Regions from separate parts of the Homo sapiens genome. Here region 1 is linked to region 2. Evidence: chromatin contacts called from ENCODE Hi-C or POLR2A ChIA-PET data. All regions are on one chromosome and are shown on one strand. Each heading gives the region's core, a stretch centred on a gene start or an enhancer-like site at or near the end of the contact. The rest is flanking DNA. Distances are from core to core; before and after follow the strand shown. Region 1 holds the start of PDF (peptide deformylase, mitochondrial). Region 2 holds the start of THAP11 (THAP domain containing 11).

Evidence for each region. A loop is a pair of places that touch in the nucleus more often than their neighbours do. ChIA-PET counts read pairs that join two places held with the same protein, here RNA polymerase II (POLR2A). Pooled maps may share reads with other maps.
Region 1: a map of ascending aorta shows a loop between it and region 2 (4-fold over the local background). The contact joins the promoter of PDF here to the promoter of THAP11 in region 2. A Hi-C loop is called at or near these places in 1 of 168 maps with a recorded cell type or tissue (ascending aorta) and 10 of 50 pooled maps. POLR2A ChIA-PET finds 5 or more read pairs at or near these places in 2 of 52 experiments (B cell and activated CD4-positive, alpha-beta T cell).

The regions. Positions count from the first base shown.
Region 1 is chr16:69,328,245-69,332,693 of GRCh38, reverse strand. It overlaps PDF (peptide deformylase, mitochondrial), which reads left to right and starts at 2,106. Exons shown (of 2, transcript NM_022341.2): 1 at 2,106-2,697; 2 at 3,515-4,449. The coding sequence starts at 2,124. The coding sequence ends at 3,672. It overlaps COG8 (component of oligomeric golgi complex 8), which reads left to right. Exons shown (of 6, transcript NM_032382.5): 5 at 1,599-1,881; 6 at 3,515-4,449. The coding sequence ends at 1,855. RefSeq lists enhancers at 797-1,444, 2,093-2,740 and silencers at 1,669-2,058, 2,089-2,468.
Region 2 is chr16:67,839,875-67,844,271 of GRCh38, reverse strand. THAP11 (THAP domain containing 11) reads right to left here and starts at 1,952. Exons shown (of 1, transcript NM_020457.3): 1 at 77-1,952. The coding sequence starts at 1,717. The coding sequence ends at 773. The region is part of intron 1 of CENPT (centromere protein T); the gene reads left to right. RefSeq lists enhancers at 629-678, 1,119-1,278, 990-1,736, 2,189-2,238 and a silencer at 1,759-1,938.

The sequences.
Region 1 (4,449 bases), core at 857-3,356, 1.5 Mb before region 2:
TAAACTGCCTTACTGATGTGTAATTCACATACTAAATAATTCATCCATTTGTGTAAGTCAGTGTTTTTTAGTAAATATGAATCCAATTTTAGAATATTTCCATCACTCCAAAAAGATCCTTCATGCACGTTTGTAGTCATTCCTCGACAGCATCCTTAGTCCCTGGCAACCTACTTTCTGTTGCCATAGATTTGCCTCTTCTGGACATTTCATAAAAATGGAATCATACATTATGTGGCTGTATCTGGCTAAGCGGAAGAAGCCAGTCACAAAAGAACTACATACGTATGATTCCATTTATGTGAAATATCTAGAGAAATGGTTTTTACAGTCTTTTTTTTTTTTGAGGCGGAGTCTCGCTGTGTTGCCAGGCTGGAGTGCAGTGGCACAGTCTTGGCTCACTGCAACCTCCACCTCCCGGGTTCAAGCAATTCTCCTGCCTCAGCCTCCCGAGTAGCTGGGACTACAGACTCGCACCACCACGCCCAGCTAATTTTTGTGTTTTAGTAGAGACGGGGTTTCACCATGTTGGCCAGGATGGTCTCTATCTCTTGACCTGTGATCCGCCCACCTCGGCCTCCCAAAGTGCTCGGATTACAGGCGTGAGCCACCACGCCCGTCCTAAAGTCTTTTTTCCAATTCACTTTCACGTCCTTGTCCCTTTGTGGTAGGAGAGGGGCTTGGTTGAGGCACAGCTTCCCAAAGGGCAATGGGTCAGTGCATCACACGTGCAAAGCCTGGCTGCCCTCTGCTTTTTCCCTGGTGCTGCCTGAGGTCTGGGTTCCTGCTGCAGGCACCCTACACTGCTGTTCCGTTACGTTCTGCTTCACAGTATAGCTTCCCATTCCCTGTAACAAAGGTGGTTTTTGCTGTATTAAAACATAGTAATTGATGGCTGGGCGCAGTGGCTCATGCCTGTAATCCCAGCACTTTGGGAGGCCGAGGCGGATGGATCACCTGAGGTTGGGAGTTTGAGACCAGCCTGGCCAACATAGTAACTCCGTCTCTACTAAAAATACAAAAATTAGCCTGGCATGGTGGCGGGCGCCTGTAATCCCAGCTACCACGGAGGCTGAGGCATGAGAACTGTTTGAACCTGGGAGGCAGAGGTTGCAGTGAGCAGCAATCACGCCACTGCACTCCAGCCTGGGCGACAGAGCGAGACTGTCTCAAAAAAAAAAATAGTAATGGCTCGTTTTTTTTCCCTTAAATTTCCTTTTTTTTTTTTTTTTTTTTTTTTGAGACGGAGTTTTGCTCTTGTGGCCCAGGCTGGAGTGCAATGGCGCGATCTCGGCTAACTGCAATCTCCACCTCCTAGGTTCAAGCGATTCTCCTGCCTTAGCCTTCCCAAGTAGCTGGGATTACAGGCCTGCGCCACCAAGCCCGGCTAATGTTGTATTTTTAAGAGAGATGGGATTTCTCCGTGTGGGTCAGGCTGGTCTCGAATTCCTGACCTCAGGTGATCCGCCCCCCCCTCCCCGGCCTCCCAAAGTGCTGGGATTACAGGCGTGAGCCACCGCGCCCGGCCTCCCTTAAATTTCTATATTGAGTTTTATTAGTAACTGTTTTCCATTTTGCTTTCCCCACGTCTGGGTTAGGCATTCCTCCCACTCAGCTCTCCAAGTACGGTAACCTAGGGCATGTGAACATCGGCGCCATTCAGGAGCCCCTCGCCTTTATCCTGCCAAAGAGAGAGACGCTTTTCACCCTGGATGACCAGGCGCTGGGGCCCGAGCTCACAGCTCCAGCACCAGAGCCTCCCGCCGAGGAGCCACGCCTGGAGCCCGCGGGCCCAGCCTGCCCGGAGGGAGGGCGAGCGGAGACGCAGGCCGAACCGCCCAGCGTGGGGCCCTAGCCGGCGTCCCCTGCCTCCAGAACGCGGTGCGTGAGGTTCCCGGCGCGGGGTGGCCAGGACTGCCTCGCCCTGGAAGGTCCGGGGCGGGTTCGGGAGGCGGGAAGGCGCTCCCGGGAGGAGAGCGGAAGGGGGCGGTGCTCACTGCCAGTCTAAGCAGGAAGGCGGGGATCCAGTCGCGGCTTCGCTGTGTGCTGGCCGACGGCGCTTCCCGGCGTGCCCCGCGCTGCGGCCGGAAGGGGCGGGCCGGGTCACTGTTAAGGGGGCCGCCATGGCCCGGCTGTGGGGCGCGCTGAGTCTTTGGCCACTGTGGGCGGCCGTGCCGTGGGGCGGGGCGGCAGCCGTCGGTGTCCGGGCTTGCAGCTCCACGGCCGCCCCGGACGGCGTCGAGGGCCCGGCGCTGCGGCGCTCCTATTGGCGCCACCTGAGGCGTCTGGTGCTGGGTCCTCCCGAACCGCCGTTCTCGCACGTGTGCCAAGTCGGGGACCCGGTGCTGCGCGGCGTGGCGGCCCCGGTGGAGCGGGCGCAGCTAGGCGGGCCCGAGCTGCAGCGGCTGACGCAACGGCTGGTCCAGGTGATGCGGCGGCGGCGCTGCGTGGGCCTAAGCGCGCCGCAGCTGGGGGTGCCGCGGCAGGTGCTGGCGCTGGAGCTCCCCGAGGCGCTGTGTCGGGAGTGCCCGCCCCGCCAGCGCGCGCTCCGCCAAATGGAGCCCTTCCCCCTGCGCGTGTTCGTGAACCCCAGCCTGCGAGTGCTTGACAGCCGCCTGGTCACCTTTCCCGAGGGCTGCGAGAGCGTCGCCGGCTTCCTGGCCTGCGTGCCCCGCTTCCAGGCGGTGCAGATCTCAGGTGCGGGCGGCGGGGACCGGGGCTGCTGGAGCAGCGCGCGCGTCTCTTCTGCCCGACTCCGCGAGAGCGCAGAAGTGGTCGCGGTTCATACGCCGGACCTCCCGCAGGAGCGAAGTGGGATGCGGGAGCGGAGAGGCCTCAGGACGGATAGAAGCTCCTGTGGGGTAGAGCCCGCTCAGATAGGACGCAGGGGCGAGGAGAGGTCCCCTAGTTCCGCTGTTACCTGACAGCCTGGCGTCTGCTTTCTGCTCCCTTGCTCTCTGAGGCAAACACGCTCTTCGGCCCCAGTTAGATCCGCCACGGTGGAGTTGGAGAAGTGGGGGTTAGCCCCCGCCAGCCTGACCCAGCCCAGGGGGCTAGGCCATTCCCCCGTGGTACCACAGGATGCCTCGCGGAATGCGGGCTCTGCTGGGGTCGGGGTGATTGTTCCTGCACAGCAAGCCCGTCGGTTCAAGATGGTCAGAAAAACAAGTGGGGTCTCAAGCTGCAGAACCTCTGTTAGGAGTTGGGAGCCCACAGGTACCTCAGAAGTGGGAGGAGTGTTCGGAAGGGTCGCACCGTAGAAAGATGATTTCTCATCTCAGCTCTACAGTGAGCTCGATAACCTAATTACCAGAGTTGGGAACCAGGTTGAACGCTTGGTAATGGACCGAGATGAGGGACGTTTTCCAGTTAGAAGAGGAGCTGCTGTCTACATTTGCCATCTGCTGTTGCCTCTTGTCAATGGGAACAGCCAGGACCGGGGGCAGGGGTAGGGAGGTTGAGGATGATGCAGTTCAGCTGTTCCCACTCACCAGGGCTGTAACTTCCTTTGCAGGGCTGGACCCCAATGGAGAACAGGTGGTGTGGCAGGCGAGCGGGTGGGCAGCCCGCATCATCCAGCACGAGATGGACCACCTGCAGGGCTGCCTGTTTATTGACAAAATGGACAGCAGGACGTTCACAAACGTCTATTGGATGAAGGTGAATGACTAAAGCTTTGCTACTGGGGCTGAGGATTCCGGATACCAAGACGCAAACACTTTCACTTTGAGCTGGGCAAATCTTACTTGGCATCAACTTGGATGGCTCGCATATGACAGGAAACTGGATTGCCAAGGCATGGCAGACTGAGCTGGAGGAAGATGTCAGAAATGTTTGCCCTGAAATCAGTTACGGACAAAATGTTGGCTACAACTTGAGGAGAAAAATCACCCCCAAAGGAGTGGACATTTCCTAACAATTCTGTATGGAGGAAGGTGGGGTAATTGCATTCGTCTGCAGTAGACACGAGTTCCTCGGACCTGTATAATCTCCCAAAGCCAAGGTTTGGTAATAATGTAGTCCCCAAATACCTGAAAGCTGTCTTTAAAAATGCAGGTAAGCATGTGACTGGCCATTTGTGCCGAGTTCTTATTTTTACGGAGGGCTTGTGGCCTTAGACGCCAGTTTGCTTATGGAAATGAAAGAGAATAGTCCCTGTTCAAGGATGTGTTTCATGACAGCACGAGTGTAAATGAGTGCCCACACATTTTAACAGCCTTGGGCAGGATTTTGCTGCTGAGATCCCTAGAGCAGCTGGTTCTTGGCTCATTCTTGGGGTAGAGGCCGTGGATCAGGGCTGGGGGCAGGGGTGACAATTGAGAAGTGCACTGAGCCCTTTCCTGTTAACAATTGGGCATAGAAAGCAGGATTAGTACTTCCTGGTTATACACTTATTTTGTAAAAATAGAATTAATATCACAGCAACCAATGTGTAGGTTTAAGAAAGTG
Region 2 (4,397 bases), core at 703-3,202:
AAGGCTGAGGCCTATTTCCCCATGTTTCAAGGACATTTAACTATGTTTTTGTAAAAATAAAATGGCGAGACCCAAATAAAAACCTTACTTTTTGTTTAATTTGTTTTGCCAAACAAACACAGTGAAAACTTTAGTCTGACTAATTGTACAGAAAATAGAATTTGTAACCAGTAGCAAACAAAACAGGATAAACCTAAGTCCCTGGCAAGCTGGATCTCCATCAGCAGGTCATCCAGATCCCCTTGTAAATGGCCTCCTGGGAAAATAAGTCCTAGGAGGCAGAGGCACAGATTTACCAGTCCCCATCAGAATCACAGGCTGCACCTGGGAAGGAAAAGCATGAAAAGGAGGAGAACTGATGTTACTTGAATCTCTTATCACTACACACATTAGAGTTGTCTGACTGCTGACCAACCTTAAGGTATGGTTTTCCCAAACCTATAGTCCCTGGACATCCCACCTGCATCCCTAGAGGGTAAGTTTCAAGTTCAGTGGTTCTGAAGCCTCTGCTTAACCAGAATCTGCAACAATAACTGGGGAGGAAGGGTAGACAAAGTCATAATTGCTGGTGTCACCAGGGCAGAGTCTAAGGCCCCAGCTTCCACTTCAGGAGGAAACAATTGAGGATGCCAGGTCACCAGCAAGAGAGTCCAGCTGCCTTAAGCCTCAGTACTGTCAACCAGTGCCCAGGAGTATAGAGGAGTTCAACAATGGCCTGCGGTCCCCTGGCTGGATGGGGTCTGGGAGTCCAGCAGGCTGCCGGGGCACCAGTTCACATTCCGTGCTTCTTGCGGATGACAGCCATGGCAAGCAGCCGATCCTTCTCACGCAGTTCTTCGCGCAGCTTGGCCTCAGTGAGACGCAGGTGGCGAATGCTGCCTTTCATCTCTTTCATCTTCACTTCCATCAGAGCCAGGATGTCCCGCTGCTCATTCAGCTTGCGCAGGAGCTCCTCCTCCGTGGTGCCTGACGACAAGGAGTACGAATGGTCGGAGCCAGTATCAGGGAAGCCCTCTTCCCCTACCACCACCAACTGGGGGCCCATAGGGCACTCGGCAGCCTCCAGCCCTGCGGTAGCAGCCTGTAACTCCGACGCGGCGGCCGCAGCGGCTGCGCCCTCTGCGGCTGCAAACTCCACTTGCACTGTGAGATCGATGGGCTTCACGTCTTCTCCAGTGGGAGTGATGGGCGCCGGCTGTACGGATCCCGGAGCCTGACTGCTGTCTACAGTGGCCTGAAGGGTGAGAAGCACGGCCGCGGAAGCAGATACCAGGTTCGGCTGCAGCTGGGCAGTCTGGGCAGTGGAGGCAGAGGGTGAGGACTGCTGCTGCTGCTGCTGCTGCTGCTGCTGTTGCTGCTGCTGCTGCTGTTGCTGCTGTTGCTGCTGCTGCTGCTGTTGCTGCTGCTGCCTGCGGCGGGCGGCCGCGGCCCCAGCGGGTCTGCGCGCTACTTTGCGCTCATTGACGCCGCGCAGCGGGAAGATGGTGGGGACGCGTACCGTGTAGGTCTTGCGGCCGCCCTGGAAGTGAACGCTGCAGAGACGGTGGCCTGTGGTGGGCTGGAAGGTGGAGAAGCACCCACTGACGCCGGCACGCGACACGTTCTTGAGCCAGAGGCGCCGCAACTCAGCGTCCTTTGGAAACGTGTAGAAGTGCAGCGCCTTGTCCCGGTGCGAGTTGTTGTAGCAGCCTGGCACGCAGCACGTAAAGCCAGGCATGGCTGCGCCGCGCGGCCCGGCCCGGCCCACCGGCCTCCTGCGCTCTTCGACGGCCCAGTGGCTACGCCGCCGCCCGCCCCTCGACGGGCGGCGCCGCGCGAGGCCTTGGGTGGTATCCCACCACTGCCGCTCGGCGCAGCCGGCCCGCCCGGCGCCCCGTGCCCAGAATACGCTTCCTGCCGGCCCGCGCCGCGCCGCCCGCCTGGCTGCCCGCCTGCGCTCGGGAGTGGGCCCCGGGGACGCCGCGAAGGACCGCCTGAGAAAGAGACTACGCCCCCCACAATGCCCCGCGCCAGAAGCGGCTCACTTCCGGGGCGGGTGTGTGCGGATTCCTGCCGCCTTCCAAGGCACTGCGATAGCCTCCGAAGAGCAGATTCTTTCCCCAGCCCGTCTTGTCCCCGGCGGGCGAGAGAGGCGTATTAGGTTGGAACGCTGTCGCCTGGACTGCTCCTCACGAGGACCCGAATCCTGATAGGGGCGTGGAGCGGGGCGGTGCGCGCCTCACCGGTGCGCAAGCGCGGTGGGTATATGCCCACGGAGACTACAAATCCCGTGATGCCTCGCGCTGAACTAGGCGCCTTCCCTCCGAAGCGCCGCCTAAGGGAAAGATCGAGTTACTGCGGACCAGGATTCGGGCGAGGTTGTGCTGTTTGCCAGAACCAGTTCCCCAGCCCCGAGCCCCTTTGAGTCGACGGCATTGCTGCAGCAGAGGGAGACGAAACCTGGGCCTCGGCGCCCCGAAGGGTCTCAGGAGCCCCTTTCTTTGCGTTGGGGACTCTCTCCTGATTCAGCTGCTGCCTGCGTTGACTAACTGATCTAAACAAAGTCTCCAGTAGACGCCTACTATGTGGCTGACACGGTGCCGGGAGTTTGCGGGAGTCAGACCGACTGGGCTCCTCTCTTGGAGCCTGACTACCTAGACGGATAAGCGTCTGTCTTTTGGATAATAGATCTGAATGCACGCGAATGGATGTCTACTCACAAATAGTAATCGCTCCAAAGGAATTAACAGGAGAGCAGAGAAATGGGGGGGAGGTGGTGGGGGCCAGGAATAAAAAAACGAACGAAAGCTTGGGTAGGGAGAAGTAGCCAATTCTTGTCCCAGGAACCAGTCTGTAAGGCCACATGGCAGAAAAGAGCTAGGCTCCGCCATTAAAGAGCCTGGAAAGGGGTGGCCCGGGTAGGGCCAAGCGTAGGAAAATACCAAACTGGGACATGTTAAGGATTTGGGGTTTTATTCTGCAGGCCACTGAGAGCTATTAAAGGATTTTATGGGAAAGGATTTGCATTGTAACAATACACCTCCCCCCACCTCAACTTATTTGAGGGAATCTTTTTTTTTTTTTTTTTTTTTTTTTTTTGTAAAGGAGTCTCACTGTGTCGCCAGACTGGAGTGCAATGGTGAGATCTCGGCTCACCGCAACCTCCGCCTCCTGGGTTCAAGCAATTCTCCTGCCTCAGCCTCCGGAGTAGCTGGGACTACAGGCGCATGCCACCATGCCCGGCTAATATATATATATATATATATATATATATATATATATGTATTTTGTATTTAGTAGAGACGGGGTTTCGCCATGTTTCTCAGGCTGGTCTCGAACTCGTGAGCTCAGGCAATCTGCTCGCCTCGGCCTCCCAAAGTGCTAGGATTACAGGCGTGAGCTAGGATCACGGCGCCTGGCTGGGGGAAAATGTTTTAAAGAACACAAAATGTTGTGGAAAGCCAGGGAGGGGCCAGGCAGTTCTCCAGGTGAATTACCTGCAAACTAGCCCTCCTTTGCCGAGTTCTTCCTTCTCCCAATTTTTTTTAAACTTTTACTTTAGGTTCGGGGGTACGTGTGAAGGTTTACTACATAGGTGAACTCGTGTCACCGCGATTTGTTGTACAGATTATTTCATCACCCAGGTATTAAGCCCAGTACCCAATAGTTATCTTTTCTGTTCCTCTCCCTCCTCCCGCCCCCCGCAATTAGACCCCAGTGTCTGTTGTTGTCTTCTTTGTGTTCATGAGTTCTCATCATTTAACTCACACTTGTGAGAATATGTGGTATTTGGTTTTCTGTTCCTGCATTAGTTTGCTAAGGATAATGGCCCCCAGCTCCATGCATATTCCCACAAAAGACATGATCGTGGTCACCTCCCAATTTTTCTTGTCCTTTTTTCTCTCCTGATAGCAGATCACAGGCATGAAATAGAAACCTAATATATATTATTTCTTTTTTTTCTTTTTTTATTTTGAGACGGAGTCTCGCTCTGTTGCCCAGGCTGGAGGGCAGTGGCGCGATCTCAGCTCACTGCAAGCTCTGCCTCCCGGGTTCATGCCATTCTCCTGCCTCAGCCTCCCAAGTAGCTGGGACTACAAGCGCCCGCCACCGTGCCCGGCTAATTTTTTTTGTATTTTTAGTAAAGACGGGGTTTCACCGTGTTAGCCAGGATGGTCTCGATCTCCTGACTTCGTGATCCGCCCGCCTCGGCCTCCCAAAGTGCTGGGATTACAGGCGTGAGCCACCGCGCCCGGCCTCTAATGTACATTACTTCTAATTATATTATTGGACATAAAAACAAAATGGGGCCGGTGTAGCCCCTGGTAAAAGATATGCATTCATTTGGGTGAATCATTTATACAACGGTATAAACGTGAACACACATATTGCATTTTTACTTATGTATTTATTTATTT